Regions from separate parts of the Homo sapiens genome. Here region 2 is linked to region 1. A link is a contact called in ENCODE Hi-C or POLR2A ChIA-PET data. All regions are on one chromosome and are shown on one strand. The core of a region is the stretch at or near the end of the contact, and the rest is flanking DNA. Distances in the headings are between cores, read along the strand shown.

Region 1 (6,736 bases), core at 2,105-4,604:
GTTTTAGCCTTTATTTTCCTTTATGGAAATTCATTTTCTTGGAAAGATCATTTTGGGGATGCTGTTTTAGGATTTCTGTACCTTCAGCTGGAAGGATGCTCACCGTTCCTGATGTTCATGTCTGCCCTTCAGTCAGGGAGCCTGGAAGCCAAGTTGCTTAGTGGCAGTGCTTTACTTTTAAGCCTTCGAATACATCTTGAGTACCTTAAACTTCTCTGTATGCTATGGGTACTGTTTAAATTCAGATTATGGAGTCCTATTCTCCCCACACTTCTTTTTTTTGTGAATGACATTTATCAATGACATTTGTAGCGTGGTGGATTCTGAAGTTTTCAGCTAGTAGCGTAAAGATTTATTTCATGGCTCTGACTGTCAGGAATATTCTCTTTTCTAGAATGTTAAACTCATAGGCAGGATTACTGAGGCAAAGCCACATAAATGAGGGAATCTCTGGAAAAAATACATTGCTTTTATTTTGTACTAAAATTGCCATTTTTTTTTTTTTTTTGGCCAAGTATAGTGGCTCACACCTGTAATCCCAGCACTTTGGGAGGCCGAGGCGGGTAGATCTCTCGAGGCCAGGAATTCAAGACCAGCCTGGCCAACATGGTGAAACCCCATCTCTATTAAAAATACAAAAAAAAAGTAGTTGGGTGTGGTGGCACACACCTGTAGTCCCAGCTACTTGGGAGGCTGAAGCAGGAGAATCACTTGAACCCAGGAGGCGGAGGCTGCAGTGAGCCGAGATCACACCACTGCACACCAGCCTAGGCTACAGAGCAAGACTATCTCAAAAAAAACAAATTGCCATTTTCTATTCCTAAGTATATATTGAAGCATTTGATTTATTTCTTCTCAGTGGGGTATACTGTTAGCTGGTGAATGCAGTTGTTGAGGATGAAGCTTATTTCCCCATGTCAGCATCTATTCTGAACATTTTAAATGAACTATTCTGAGAGCATGTATAGATTTTTTTTTTCTTCACAGGAGAGCTGCCTTAGGAGGACTTTTCAGAGTTTGTGCCTGTAAGACTGAGAAATACATAATGGATTTTAGCTGTCGTGTTTTTAGAAGGTAATTGGTAGATATTTGCAGTGCATTGTCTTCATGAAAAACAAAATTGGGCCTGGTGCGGTGGCTCAGACCTGTAATTCCAACACTTTGGGAGGCCAAGGTTAGTGGATTGCTTGAGCCCAGGAGTTCAAGATCACCCTGGGCAACATGCTGAAACCCTGTCTCTGAAAAAAAAAAAAAAATTAGCCAGGCGTGGTGGTGCACACCTGCAGGCCTAGCTACTTGGGAGGCTGAGTTGGGAGGATAGCTTGAGACAAGGTTGCAGTGAGCCAAGGTTGTATGTAGTGAGCCAAGATTGTGCCATTGCACTCCAACCTGACACTCAACAGTGTGAGACCTTGTCTCCCTACCCTCCCCCCCCCACACAAAAAAACCCCAAAAATCAGAAGTGGTTTTCTTAGAGATGCTTTACTGGAGGTGTTTGTGGCCATTTCCTTGGCTACTGTGTATAGAGGAGGTTACTGTGGTCACTCTGGTATGGACTTAAAAAGCATCAATTCTGTGGAACACACTGGGAAAGCGGATACATTTAGGATTGCTATAGACTTATTCCTAGACACTTTTTGAGATGAGTTTAATTCCAGAGTAAAATACATTAGAAATTATTTTAAGTATGCCTCAGAGTGTATCACAAAACAACATTTAATGGTGTAATGTAACGCCATGGAAGGGCTCTGAGCTCAGGTACAGTGCACCTTGACTGGGACACATACAGCTCTGAGGCAGGTCCTTCAATATTGGGTCCTCCTGCTCCTTATCCTCCCTCAACTCTGCCATCCACTCTTCCTGCACAGGAAGCTCTGCATCTAGTTATCTGCCCTCTCCTGGCCACTTTGGTGTCCTCATTCCCATGGAGCTCACAATCGGATCAAATCCTGAGTCAGTACAAGATGCCAGTGCCTGCAGCTCCCCTCCCCGCTCCCCACACCCAGCCTTTGGTCGGCAGCCCCTCAGGCCTTGCCCCACCCACTCCATCTTTTCTCACTGTCCTTTCAGCCTCCAGACAGGCTCACATCTCTTCCATCCTTAAAAACCGACAAACCATGAATAAATCTCCCCCATGCAAAGCCTTTTCCTTGGTCCCGCCTTCCTTCAAGGCTGCCGTCTACCATTTATTACACATGCACAAATCACAGAAAATGTTTAATTGCCAAATTTTAATGGCAGAATGTAATGACCAGTGTTTTTCTAGTTGCAAATTAAAGTCTTTCCTGACCTTGCTCTCTTCACTCTGTGGCTTCCAGGAGATGTCTCTATTTTCTGACTCTCTAACTACCCCTTCTCTGTCTTGACTTGTTCTTACACACCTCTTATCCTTCCCATGTAAGTGTCTCAAGGTTCCTTCCTTCAGGCTCCTTTCTGTTCTGTGCATGCTGCCTGATTTTATCATCACCTTTAACTAATCGGTAGTGTGTGCTGAGGTGCCTGTTAGACTCCTCCACTGAGGCTTTCTGCCTCCAATTCAAATTCAGTTCAATCAATAATCAAACCCATCACCTTCCTTAGAAAATCTAAAGAGATTTAAAAAGCAAAAACAATAAAAGACCTATTAGATGAAAAATAAGTGTGATGAATTGCTGGGTGCTAGGTAGTTATGAAAAAATATCCTAAAGACATGTCATTTTTAAAAGAGTTTCTATTCCCAATTGCTACAGAAGTATAAAATACTGAAGATCAATGAGAATTAATGACAATTCATCAAAGTCCTCCATTTTGTTAGGAAAACCATTCATCCATCTATCCATCTACCCACCCATCATTTATAAGGCACCTACCATGTTCCAAGCAGTGAGAACATGCTTTTAATCGGGAGAGCCCATTCATAACCTGGGGGTGGGGGCTGAGGGAGGTGGTGGGAGAGGTTCAGTACCCAGGTCACAGGGCAGCTGTGGGAAGGCTGCATGCTGCCATATGTAAGCCCGGCACTGGAGCTGTTGTGGATGCTGGAGACAAGCTCACTGTTGCTTTCCAGACGCTCTTGCTCTTCTGTCCACCGGAGGCAGTCAGGACCCTGGCCTGAGGGCCAAGAATACTTTGTGCCTGAGCTGGACCAGCTGGCCGTGGGGTACCACCTTCTTTGCAGACAGCAGGCAGGGTCTGGATCCCCTGCTTGATGCTCCTACCAGTGCCCCTAGTCTTACTGGGAGATCCGGCTCCTGGCATTGACCTGGGTGTGTGCCCTGCTTTGCCAGTGCCCCTGGAGTGGGAGGTGTGGTCACTGGTCCACCAGGAAGACAGCTAAGGGCATTCGTTGAGTCCACGTGATGACTTTCTGCTCTGAGTGAGGCCCCTGGATGGCTGGGAGGAAGGAAGCAGCTCTGCGTCAGGCGGCGTGCCGCTGGTGCATTCCATCATGATGTGCTAAGGGCTGAGGAGACCTGGGTTGAAAACCTAGCTTCGCTCTTCCAATGTGCATCTGTGGACAAGTGCTATAACCTCTGTGAGCCTCAGTGTGTGGATAAAGTCTGTTGTAAACTGAAAGGTGCTGTGTAAATTTCAAGTGATCATTTCATGAGCCACACGTATAACAGATGTGTTTTTAGATATTAGTCAAAGGGATCCAAATAGGCCAGGTGTGGTGGCTTACACCTGTAATCCCAGCACTTTGGGAGGGTGAGGCGGGTGGTTCACTTGAGGTCAGGAGTTCGAGACCAGCCTGGCCAACATGGTGAAACCCCATCTCTACTAAAAATACAAAACTAGCTGGGCGTGGTGGCGCACACCTGTAATCCCAGCTACTCAGGAGGCTAAGGCAGGAGAATTGCTTGAGCCTGGGAGGCGGAGGCTGCAGTAAGCCAAGATCATGCCACTGCACTCCAGCATGGGTAACAGAGCGAGACTCCATCTCAAAAAAAAAAAAAAAAAAAAAGAGGTGATCCAAATAAAGCAATAACATGAATGTAAGCTCATGGTTTGTAGAAGTAATTTACTGACATTTATTCTGCTGTCATGAGTATGGCTAGTGATTCACGTTCATGAAAAACAGATGTTAGGGCTCTGATTTAGAAAAATGACTTCATGTTAGTTATCTGACTAATGGGGAGGCTGAGAGCCACTGTGTCCTCCCCGTCTGCCCTCAGCCTTGTGTTGTCATCCCTGTAAGGGTTTGTCTCTGTAGCCCCAAACCACAGTGGGAGGCGCAGCTAGTGAACCTTGCAACAGACTAACACCATGGAGACAAAGTAAACCATGTTTGGGTGTGGCCCCAAATTGGCTAACTGTTCTGGCATTTTCTGGTTAGCTATGATTCTGATGTTCCTAGAACAAAATTAGACCATGCTACTGGCCTTTCGTTCTTTTCTCAGGAGTCTCCTATACTTCTGAGAATGGATTTTTAGATTTCAGACATGTAATTTTCATTGAGAGGGCACAGAGGAAGACAAAGTTATATCACAGGCCTGGCAACTTTTAAGGATGCCCTCTGAGGCAGTCAGACAAAACCCAAAGTACCCTCTCAGTGCAGAGATTCTGGGCTTAACCAGTGATGTCGGGAGGTCAGTTCTGTGTGTCTACAGGCCATTAACTGCAGTTTGGAAGGGGCCATAAATTCCAAGGCACTTGTTAGAAGGGGCTGTCCCTGGATCATCCTTACCAAAAGAAGGAGGAAGTCAAGCCCTGGTCACTGACCTCTCAGCTCTTTAGTTAAGACCCTGGGCCCCATGCTGGTATGGTCCAGATGGACCCCCTTTTTTTTTTTTTTCTTTTTTTTTTTTTTTTTGAGACAGAGTCTCACTCTGTTGTCCAGGCTAGTAGAATGCAGTGGCATGATCTCAGCTTACTGCAACCTCCACCTCCTGTGTTCAAGTGATTCTCATGCCTCTGCCTCCCAAATAGCTGAGATTACAGATGTGCACCACCACACCCAGCTAACTTTTGTATTTTTAGTAGAGATGGGGTTTTGTCATGTTGGCCAGGCTGGTCTCGAACTCCTGGGCTCAGGTGATCCACCCTCCTCGGCCTCCCCAAGTGCTGGGATTACAGGTGTGGGTCACTGTGCCTGGCCCCAGATGCACCCTCTTCCGAGGAAACCCCCCACCCCCCTGCTCAGACCTTTCCAAGGTGCCCTCGGGGTTTTAGTTTTGTCTTCGAGGTGTATGATTTAACGTTACTCTGCCAAGCCATCTTTAGAGCTGTGAGTACTGGGATGAACATTTTGTGTATCTCCATGTTTCTATAAAATGCCACCTTTCAGAGCCACACCCACACCCTGACTTCTGACCCGGCCTTCCCATGCGTCAAGTTTGTGGGTTCCAGTCACCCATTCACCACCCTCACAATTGACCTTGCTCTACGTTGAAAAAAAAAAAAAAGACTGGGGGTGGGAGAGGGGACTACCTCAGAAGGGGGCTTCAAGAAGGGGACTTTAAAGTTACCTGTATTATTTAGGTTGGCGTAAAAGTATTGCATTTTTCGCTGTTAATTTTAATGGAAAAACTGCAATTACTTTTGCACCATCCTAATAAAACTGGGAGGCAACTGTGGATCCTCTGCATTTTATTCCTGGGGCTCTGGGATCTAAAAACACCAAGAAAGATGTATTAGCATTCAACTTACAGTATAGACTTTGCTCTTGAGCTGGGGATGGTTCTGAGACTTCCACCTCACAGGACTGGCTGGGCTGAAACCCAAGTCAGAATGTAGCATCCTCTCATCTAGAAGGGTGTCAGGATGGCAGTTTTCTTTAATATGCTACTACTTAGCAGAATCAGAAACCAGCCATTATTTTATTGCTGGTAATGTTCATTTGTTCCTGGGACTAAGACTCATCAGCTCGCTGCTTCTTACTCTGTGAGTGTCCTGGCATGGTCCCCTCCCTGCCACCTACATCCTCTGCAGCAGCCCCTTCCCACAGCTGTTGTGGCAGGCAGTGGGTTTGTTCTCTTTCCTGGGCTGCCCACAGTCTTGCTGCCTGGCCCATCCCAGTTCTTGGTCTGGTGCCCAGCTTCCTTCCTGCTATGGAGGAGGAGGAGGAGGCCTGGGCACCTTGAGTCAGGGCACCTACCAAGGGGACTCTATCTGGAAAAGAGGGGACTCCAGAGGCAGCAAGGCAGGTGCTGGTTTGCTTTTACTGGACTCCCAGGACACTAGGCAGCAGGCTAGCAGGGCAGCTCACCCTGACTGTGCCCAGCGGGATCCCCGTGTTAGAGCCTTTGGTCCTCACCCTCACAGCGGGCACTGTCATTATCACCGGCATGTTTTGGGTAAGACTCCAGGCACAGAAGCTAAGTAACTTGCTCAATATCCCTTAGTGAGTGGCAGGGCCAGGAACTGAACGAGGTGGCTTAATTCCAGAGCCCACTTCTTAATCCCTTCCCTGTATGGTTTTCAGAAGCTGGTAACTAGCAATTGACTGGCAGCCTGGGGGTTAGGAAAATGTGTCTTGTGGCAATTACAGGTGTCTTCAAGCATTGCCTCAGGGACATGCCAAGGGAACGGAAACCAGTCCCAGTACCCTGCTCTGGGAGATGTGGTCACAGGGTTCGGGGTGTTGAGTAGCTTTAGAATCTGCCTATCTAGATCAGAATATTCAAAATCAAGTCTCAGAAGAAGAGGGCTGTTTTATTAATGGGTTATCATTCTCATCAGTGAAGTTGTGACCACTGGTAAAAGTCTAACTGCTTTCTACAATAAATTCCCAGAGAACATTTAAAATTATTTTCTC
Region 2 (6,736 bases), core at 2,975-5,474, 520 kb after region 1:
CAACTTTCTGTTGATGGGCCATTTGTATTCCTTACCTCTGAACTGGGAGGATACATCCTTTGACCATTTTTCTAGTGGGTTTTATTTTTTCCCATCAATTCTGTGAGCCTTTCTTATACCCTTAGTAATGTATATTGCAATTATTTTCTCGGTTTGTCTTTTGCCTTTATAGTATCATTTGTCCTGCAGAAATTTTAAATTTTTACATAGTCAAATTCACTTTTTTATGACTTTTTTCTTGTTCAACCCTGTAGTTTTACAATCTGTTTTCCTCTAATACCTTAACCTTTATGTTCAAATATTCTTCTTTTTTTTTTTTAATCGTAGAGACAGGGGTCTCACGAAGTTGTGCCAGGCTCTTCTCAAATTCCTGGCCTCAAGCCATCCTCCTGCCTTGTTCCCCCAAAGCGCTGGGATTACAAGTATGCGCCATCGAGCCCAGCCTCCAATTTTTTTAAAGTATTTTTAAGATGGTGTGGCCATCAAATATTTTATTTCCTCCTCAACAACTGACCATCAATTTTTAAAGTACTAGTGTAGCAACCAAATAAGTAAAAGAACCACCCTATAAAAGTGAAATCAAGTTACTGGCGAAGCAATTTTAAACCATGACACCTTCAACTGACATACATGGATTGTCAATATAAGCTGCCAATCTTAAAGACATCAGGTCGGCACTTTTATGGGTATGACATAGGAAAGTTCCATTTCTGCCTGATATGAACAAACACTTTTTTTTAGGTAAAATATATACATCTCTCCTTTAAAAAACTTGATTCATTCAGCAATTAAAACTTTTAAGGGCTTGGATGAAAACTACTAATTTAGCAAAATACCTGAAATATTTAGTGCATTCTATGTATTTTTCTAGATTATAAACATTTAAGAGGTTTAGGGGTGGGAACATTAGATGCAACGTTTAAAACAAAAATAAAAAGATCTAAACAAAATATTAATACATTTGATGTGATATAAGCAGTGTAGTATTCTCCCTTTGGACACTCAGTGCTTTCCCATAATTCATTTAAGACTGCGTTTTTCCACTTTTAAACAACTGTTAATGGCTCAGCCAGGCACAGTGGCTTACCACTGTAATCCCAGCACTCTGGGAGGGCCAAGGTGGGCAGAACACTTGAGCCCCAGGAGTTCGAGAGCAGCCTGGGCAACATGGCAAAGCCTTGTCTCTACAAAACATACAAAAATTAGCTGGCTGTGGTGGTGCGCACCTGTAGTCCCAGCTACCAAGGAGGCTGAGGTGGAAGAATCACCTGTGCCCACGGAGGTCGAGACTGCAGTGAGCTGTGTTTATGTCACTGCACTCCAGCCTGGGCGACACAATGAGGCTGTCTCAAAAATAATAACCCTGGCTAACATCTATAAAACACTATACATTCTACCCCACACTATGTGCAGCACCATACATACTGTACTAATTTGTACAGTAACAGTGGCAAGTGTCACCCCTTTTTACACATGTAGGAATAGCCACAGAAGGCACAGTTAGTAAGCGAAGAGCTGGATTCTAAACCAAGTAGTCTGGTTACACTTTCTGAACAACTTTTCTTGCGCTCTGGGAAAATAACGAGGTCTTTTATTGTTCACTGCATTAGAGATTTGTGGTACCCACATATCATGTGTGAGGGTCATGATGCACAGTTTAGACTCATTATTCCATTCACTTTAGCAATCAATATGATTTATTCAAAGTATGTTTTTTTTTTTTAAATCACAGTATTTTCACAAGTATGTGAAACCAGATTCTGTTCTTGTACAAACGATTTTAACCTGTCAAATCTCATCTTGTTGGTTGTAGCTAACAGCCTGCAATGATAACTATGGATCCCAATTGTCACTCATTTTAGTACTTATCCCTCTCAGCTTCCAATCATCTACAAATTCTGAGATCTTCTTCGTTTTAAAGCTATTTTTAAAAATACACTCAGCCAAGCAGGACCTGTTGACAATGTCAGTGCCCTCCTGGCAGATGGGGAGCAGCTGACCAATCCAATCTCAGGGTGGTCAGCAGTTTAAACACCATGCACCCCCTCTGCCACCCTTTCAGCTCAGTCAAGGTTGGAAACTGAGTTTGGAAAAAACGGCAACAGGATGTACCTTTCCCACTGTATCTGGCAAAAGGCTGCTAAGGTGCCAACCTATGAGATTCTGAGTTGCCAGGTTTTTTGTCAGTCAAGGGAGCCTGCTCCTGAGCAGAACCTAATTAATTGCAGGTAAAAAGCAATGGAGATTTTAAGACTCATAGGTTTACACGCACACTGGTGAATCCAAATGCTGTCCCAAATATATTCAGATAGAAATTATACTCCATTGACAAGAGAAAAAAGACTGCTACACAAATCCAATTTTTACCCACAGCTAAAACCGTGGTTATTTTGAAAATGAATGGCTGAGTCAAGTTCAAAGACTCCAGGACCAGTTACTGAGATGCTCTGTACCATCAGAACGGTCAGTGGGGGCAGGGCACGGTGGCTCACACCTGTAATCCCAGCAATTTGGGAGGCCGAGGCGGGCGGATCACCTGAGGTCAGGAGTTCAAGACCACCCTACCCAACATGGTGAAACCCCGTCTCTACTAAAAATATAAAAATTAGCCGGGTGTGGTGGTCGGCGCCTGTAATCTCAGCTAGTAGGGAGGCCTAGGCAGGAGAATTGTTTGAACCCGGAGGTTGCAGTGAGCTCAGATCTCACCATTGCACTCCAGCCTGGGCGACAAGAGTGAGACTCCGTCTCAAAAAGTAAAATAAAATAAAATGTTTTCTCGCCCAGAATTACTGCAAATCACAAGCCTGAACATCCTTGGAAGCTCAATTCAAACACTGCCTCCTTCCCCAGTCTCTCGGTGCCCGACAATCCCTCCTCAAGAGTCCTCAGCATTTCCCACAGTCATTAACTTTTGCCAGTTTTAATTACCGTAATTAGTACCCTTCAGAAAGCAGCTCTTAGAAAGCGAAGGCTGGGCCTTACTCACCTCCGTCTACCCTACAACAGCAGCTCCCAAACCACTGGTCTCCAGCCCCCGCTGGGTTGGCCTGGGGATTTAGTAACAGATTCGGAAACCCCACTCTCAGGGATTCGGATTTACTGGGGCTGAGGTGGGCCTGGAAATCTGAACGTCTTAAGTTTTCCAGGTTTTCTGCCCCCAAGTTAAATTTTGTAATAAGGCCCTAAACTACAACATCAAGCTGGAAGTCTTGCATATGAAATATTCACGCGTTTTGACAGATGAAACCCGGAGACTGTAACCCACAGGACGCAGGGATTAACACAGGCCCTGTTTCAAGCTGCTAGGATGCTGAGCTCAAACCACAGCCCACAGGGACTCCCACTGGCAGGGGCCAGCGCTTAGGAGATGAGCGGACCCCTTAACTTCAAGGAGAGGGGGAACTTCCCGTGGACCAGAAAAAAAAAAAAAAAACTACTGTTAATTATCACAAAATCACAGGATGACAGAGGAGGCATCCTGTCTTCCAGGCTTCAAAAACACGAAGGATTAAGATGGTGATTAATTCAATCTCCAGTGCAAATAAAAACGCCAAGCCCCTGAACTTGCACCGGCCCGGAACGCGGCCGTTCCACAGCCCGCGGGTGAAGTGCGGCCCGGAAGCCGCGGGCGGGCGACGCGCAAGGCAGCCCAGGCCGCGGGTGGAATCGGGGCGCGGGGGCCCGCGGTGCCGCCGGGCGTTCAGAGCCGGTCCCTCGGGTCGGCCCACGCGGTCGCGCCGGCGCCTTTCACCGCCACGCAGAGGGGCCGTGGCCACGACGGCTCGGCCCTTTCCTTCCTGCGTAGCGAAAATGGCGGAGCGGCCTCTCCGAGCTCCGCGAGCGACCGGGCCTCCGACAGGGCCGCCAGTGGGCCGGACGGGGCCTGGCCAGGCAGGAGCAGGCCCCGTGCAGCCCGCGCCGCCCGCCGCCTCCCAGCGCGGGCGCCGCCTCAGCCGCCCCGGGCCTCAGGCCGCCCCCATCCCGCCTGCTCTCCCTTCCCTGGCCGGCCCGGCGGCAACGCCGCTTACCGGCAGCCGGGCGCGGCGAGCGCTCGGGCTCCGGCAGGTCCCCGAAGAGGTCCATGGCGGAGGCTGGGTGGAGGCGGCAGCAGCGACAGACACTCAGCCCGCGAGCAGCGGCCGGGCTCCACACCCCGGGCGGGCGGCAGCAGCGGGCGGGCGACGGGCAGGGGCGGCCGGCGCCGTCAGTCACCTGCAGGGAGAGTCCCGGACGCCACCAATCGGCGCGCGGCGTGGCCCGGCCGCCCCAGAGGGCTGCGCGCGGGCTGGGCGGGGCGGCTGGGGGCGGGGCGGTGCGCATGCGCGTGGGCCCCTCCCGCGCCCCGACTGCGAGCCGGGCGGACGGCGCCGTCTGGGCCCCGCGGTGTTTCCCGCCTTGGCGAACCCCGGGCCCCTCCTGCTTTTCCTTGGCTGGGGGTGTCCGATTTCTGTCAAGTTTCGTTGAGTTCCTGTCCAAGAAGCCCTGTCCAGAGAGAAACGTCTGAGCTCAAGGGCAGCCCCTGATGCCTGGGAAGGCTTTCTGGAGCTCTTGCCATCTCTTCGGCTCGTCCTTTCACCACGGCGTGCCTGGTTTCTGGCCTGTTTTAGAGACTGAGAAACCGAGGCTTGGATGGAGCGGCCCTGGGCGTCAGGACGGAAACCTCAAAAGATGCCGGAGGGAAAGGAGGCATTCCCTGACTTGTCTGCACCCACTGGTGTCTGTGGGGAGCGGAGAAGAGGGGCTCCTCCTTAATGGTGTCCCCCTCCATGCCTGTAAAGAGAAAGGCGGCCACTGACATCGGGGAGCTGGCCTGGTTCTGCAGCCAGGACTTGGGGTTGGTCTGGCACAAACAGCTAGGCCTGGGTGTTCTCTTTGAATGTGAACAATTTCATAAAACACCAACATCAGGCCGTGATACAGATCAAGAGAAAAAAACAGACCACTGTGTAATCAAGTGTGAACACAGACAAAACAGGAACACTGTCCAAGCCACAAAAGTGACCACATTCCCCTCGTCTTGGCCAATAAGAGTGATTGCTGCTTCTTTACCATTACATGTTTAGCCTTTGTCTCGTCCTCCTGCCGTCTAGATAAGCTTCATCAAGATATCCAATCATGGAATCCTCCTCTTCCTGACATCCAATCCGGAGCAAAGGCCCGTTTCCATAAATGTTTCCCCAAATCAACTAACACAAACCCAAATCTTACACCTCCGTTCCAACATCGTTTACCCAAGTTCCCCAGGTTATGTGGTCTCCCTCCATGCAAAGAGTTTTCAGCCCAGTTCATTCTGGGGCAGATGTATTTCTGACGCTCTCTGGCTGTAGGACATGGAGGGAGCCCAACAAGGCTTCATGCCTCTCATCTGCGTGGCTTCTCACTAGCAACCGTTTGAGATATTCATGCTGCCTCCTCCATTACAGCAGAAACACTCAAGTAACAATGCTTGTAACCGTTAAAGAAAGAGGAAATAAATACAAAAAGCGGCTCAACATTAAAAGGTTTATTTCAGAGAATAAACCTGAGAGGGGATTCTGGCCAATTTCGATCAGGAGCGCTCTCTCTTACAGACTAAGCATTCTCTCTTACAGACTAAGGATATTTAAGGGTTTTGGAAGTGGGGGAACGTTTATTGCAGGGTTGGAATGTCTCTGGTCGGAGGGGAGGCTATTGGAGGAGAGGTTATTTCAGGGTTAGCATGTTTCTGGTTGAAGAGAGGTTTATCTTAGGGTTGGAATATTTCTGGTTATGCTGACATTAGCCGTTAGGCTGATGTTTTGGGGTAGGATTTAGGTGGTTTTTTAATCAAGGGGAACTTAGAAAGGTGGTGTTTGTCCAAGATGGCAATGCTCCTGCTCTATCAATCCAGTCTCTATAGTTATGAAAAGGACAAGGGGCAGCGCATTTTTTCTGGCTACTTCCTGCTGGGGGAGTGAGCAGAGAGTTCTTTGGTTTCAGATTGATTGTAGGAGTAACGCTGTCTGTAGATGTTTTTGGGTAATTGTCTGTGAGATGGCCATGATCCTGCTGGTTAAAAATCTTTGAAAAAGGTGGCCAGGCGCGGTGGCTCACGCGTGTAATCCCAGCACTTTGGGAGGCCAAGGCGGGTGGGTCACGAGGTCAGGAGATCGAGACCATCCTGGCTAACATGGTGAAACCCCGTCTCTACTAAAAATACAAAAAAAAAAAAAAAATAGCCAGGCATGGTGGCGGGTGCCTGTAGTCCCAGCTACTTGGGAGGCTGAGGCAGGAGAATGGTGTGAACCCAGGAGGCGGAGCTTGCAGTGAGCCGAGATCTCGCCACTGCACTCCAGCCTGGGCGACTGAGCAAGACTCCGTCTCAAAAAAATAAAAAAAACTTAGAAAAAGGTTAATTAAGCAGGGTAAGAACATTATTCCTAGGCATATTTTTAGGAGAGAGCCCAGGAATGGGATGACCCATATTAGGACTTTGTTTTTAAACCAGTAATTTATTTGGTTGTCTTGTTATTCTCTTAGCTTTTTAGCCCTTTCTTTAAGTTTTTTAGCAGCGTCTCTTACTAGGCCCAACTGATTGAGATAGAAGCAACATTTTTTACCGAATGAGAGGCAGAGGTCCCCTCTTTCAGTTGTTATAACATCTAATTCCTGTCTATTTTGGAGGACTACTCCAGCCAAGGAGTCTACTCCAGCCAAGGAGTCTAGTTGGCCTTGGACTCTTATAAGGCTTTGGGCCATATGCTCTAATGAACTCTGC

The links. A loop is a pair of places that touch in the nucleus more often than their neighbours do. ChIA-PET counts read pairs that join two places held with the same protein, here RNA polymerase II (POLR2A). Pooled maps may share reads with other maps.
Region 2: a loop to region 1 is called in a pooled map, with 5 times the contacts of the local background. The contact joins the promoter of ILKAP here to the enhancer-like site in region 1. A Hi-C loop is called at or near these places in 4 of 168 maps with a recorded cell type or tissue (CD4-positive, alpha-beta T cell, CD4-positive, alpha-beta memory T cell, CD8-positive, alpha-beta T cell and 1 more), 10 of 37 single-sample maps with no recorded cell type and 15 of 50 pooled maps. POLR2A ChIA-PET finds 5 or more read pairs at or near these places in 5 of 52 experiments (BJ, CD4-positive, alpha-beta memory T cell, GM12878 and 2 more).

The regions. Positions count from the first base shown.
Region 1 is chr2:237,683,682-237,690,417 of GRCh38, forward strand. The region is part of intron 1 of LRRFIP1 (LRR binding FLII interacting protein 1); the gene reads left to right. It overlaps LOC124906128 (a long non-coding RNA gene), which reads right to left. Exons shown (of 2, transcript XR_007088145.1): 1 at 5,629-6,736; 2 at 2,693-3,372. Among named protein-coding and RNA genes, the nearest start is that of LRRFIP1, 59 kb to the left of the region's middle. RefSeq lists enhancers at 2,677-3,178, 3,088-3,157, 3,179-3,678. Within about 2 kb of position 3,355, at least 30 of the 41 ENCODE cell types and tissues checked have a DNase peak (open chromatin) inside an H3K27ac peak, as active enhancers do; they include CD4-positive, alpha-beta T cell and CD8-positive, alpha-beta T cell, where a contact is called at or near this core.
Region 2 is chr2:238,199,471-238,206,206 of GRCh38, forward strand. ILKAP (ILK associated serine/threonine phosphatase) reads right to left here and starts at 4,225. Exons shown (of 12, transcript NM_030768.3): 1 at 4,029-4,225. The coding sequence starts at 4,083. RefSeq lists enhancers at 3,212-3,271, 4,234-5,106 and silencers at 3,642-3,731, 3,852-4,421.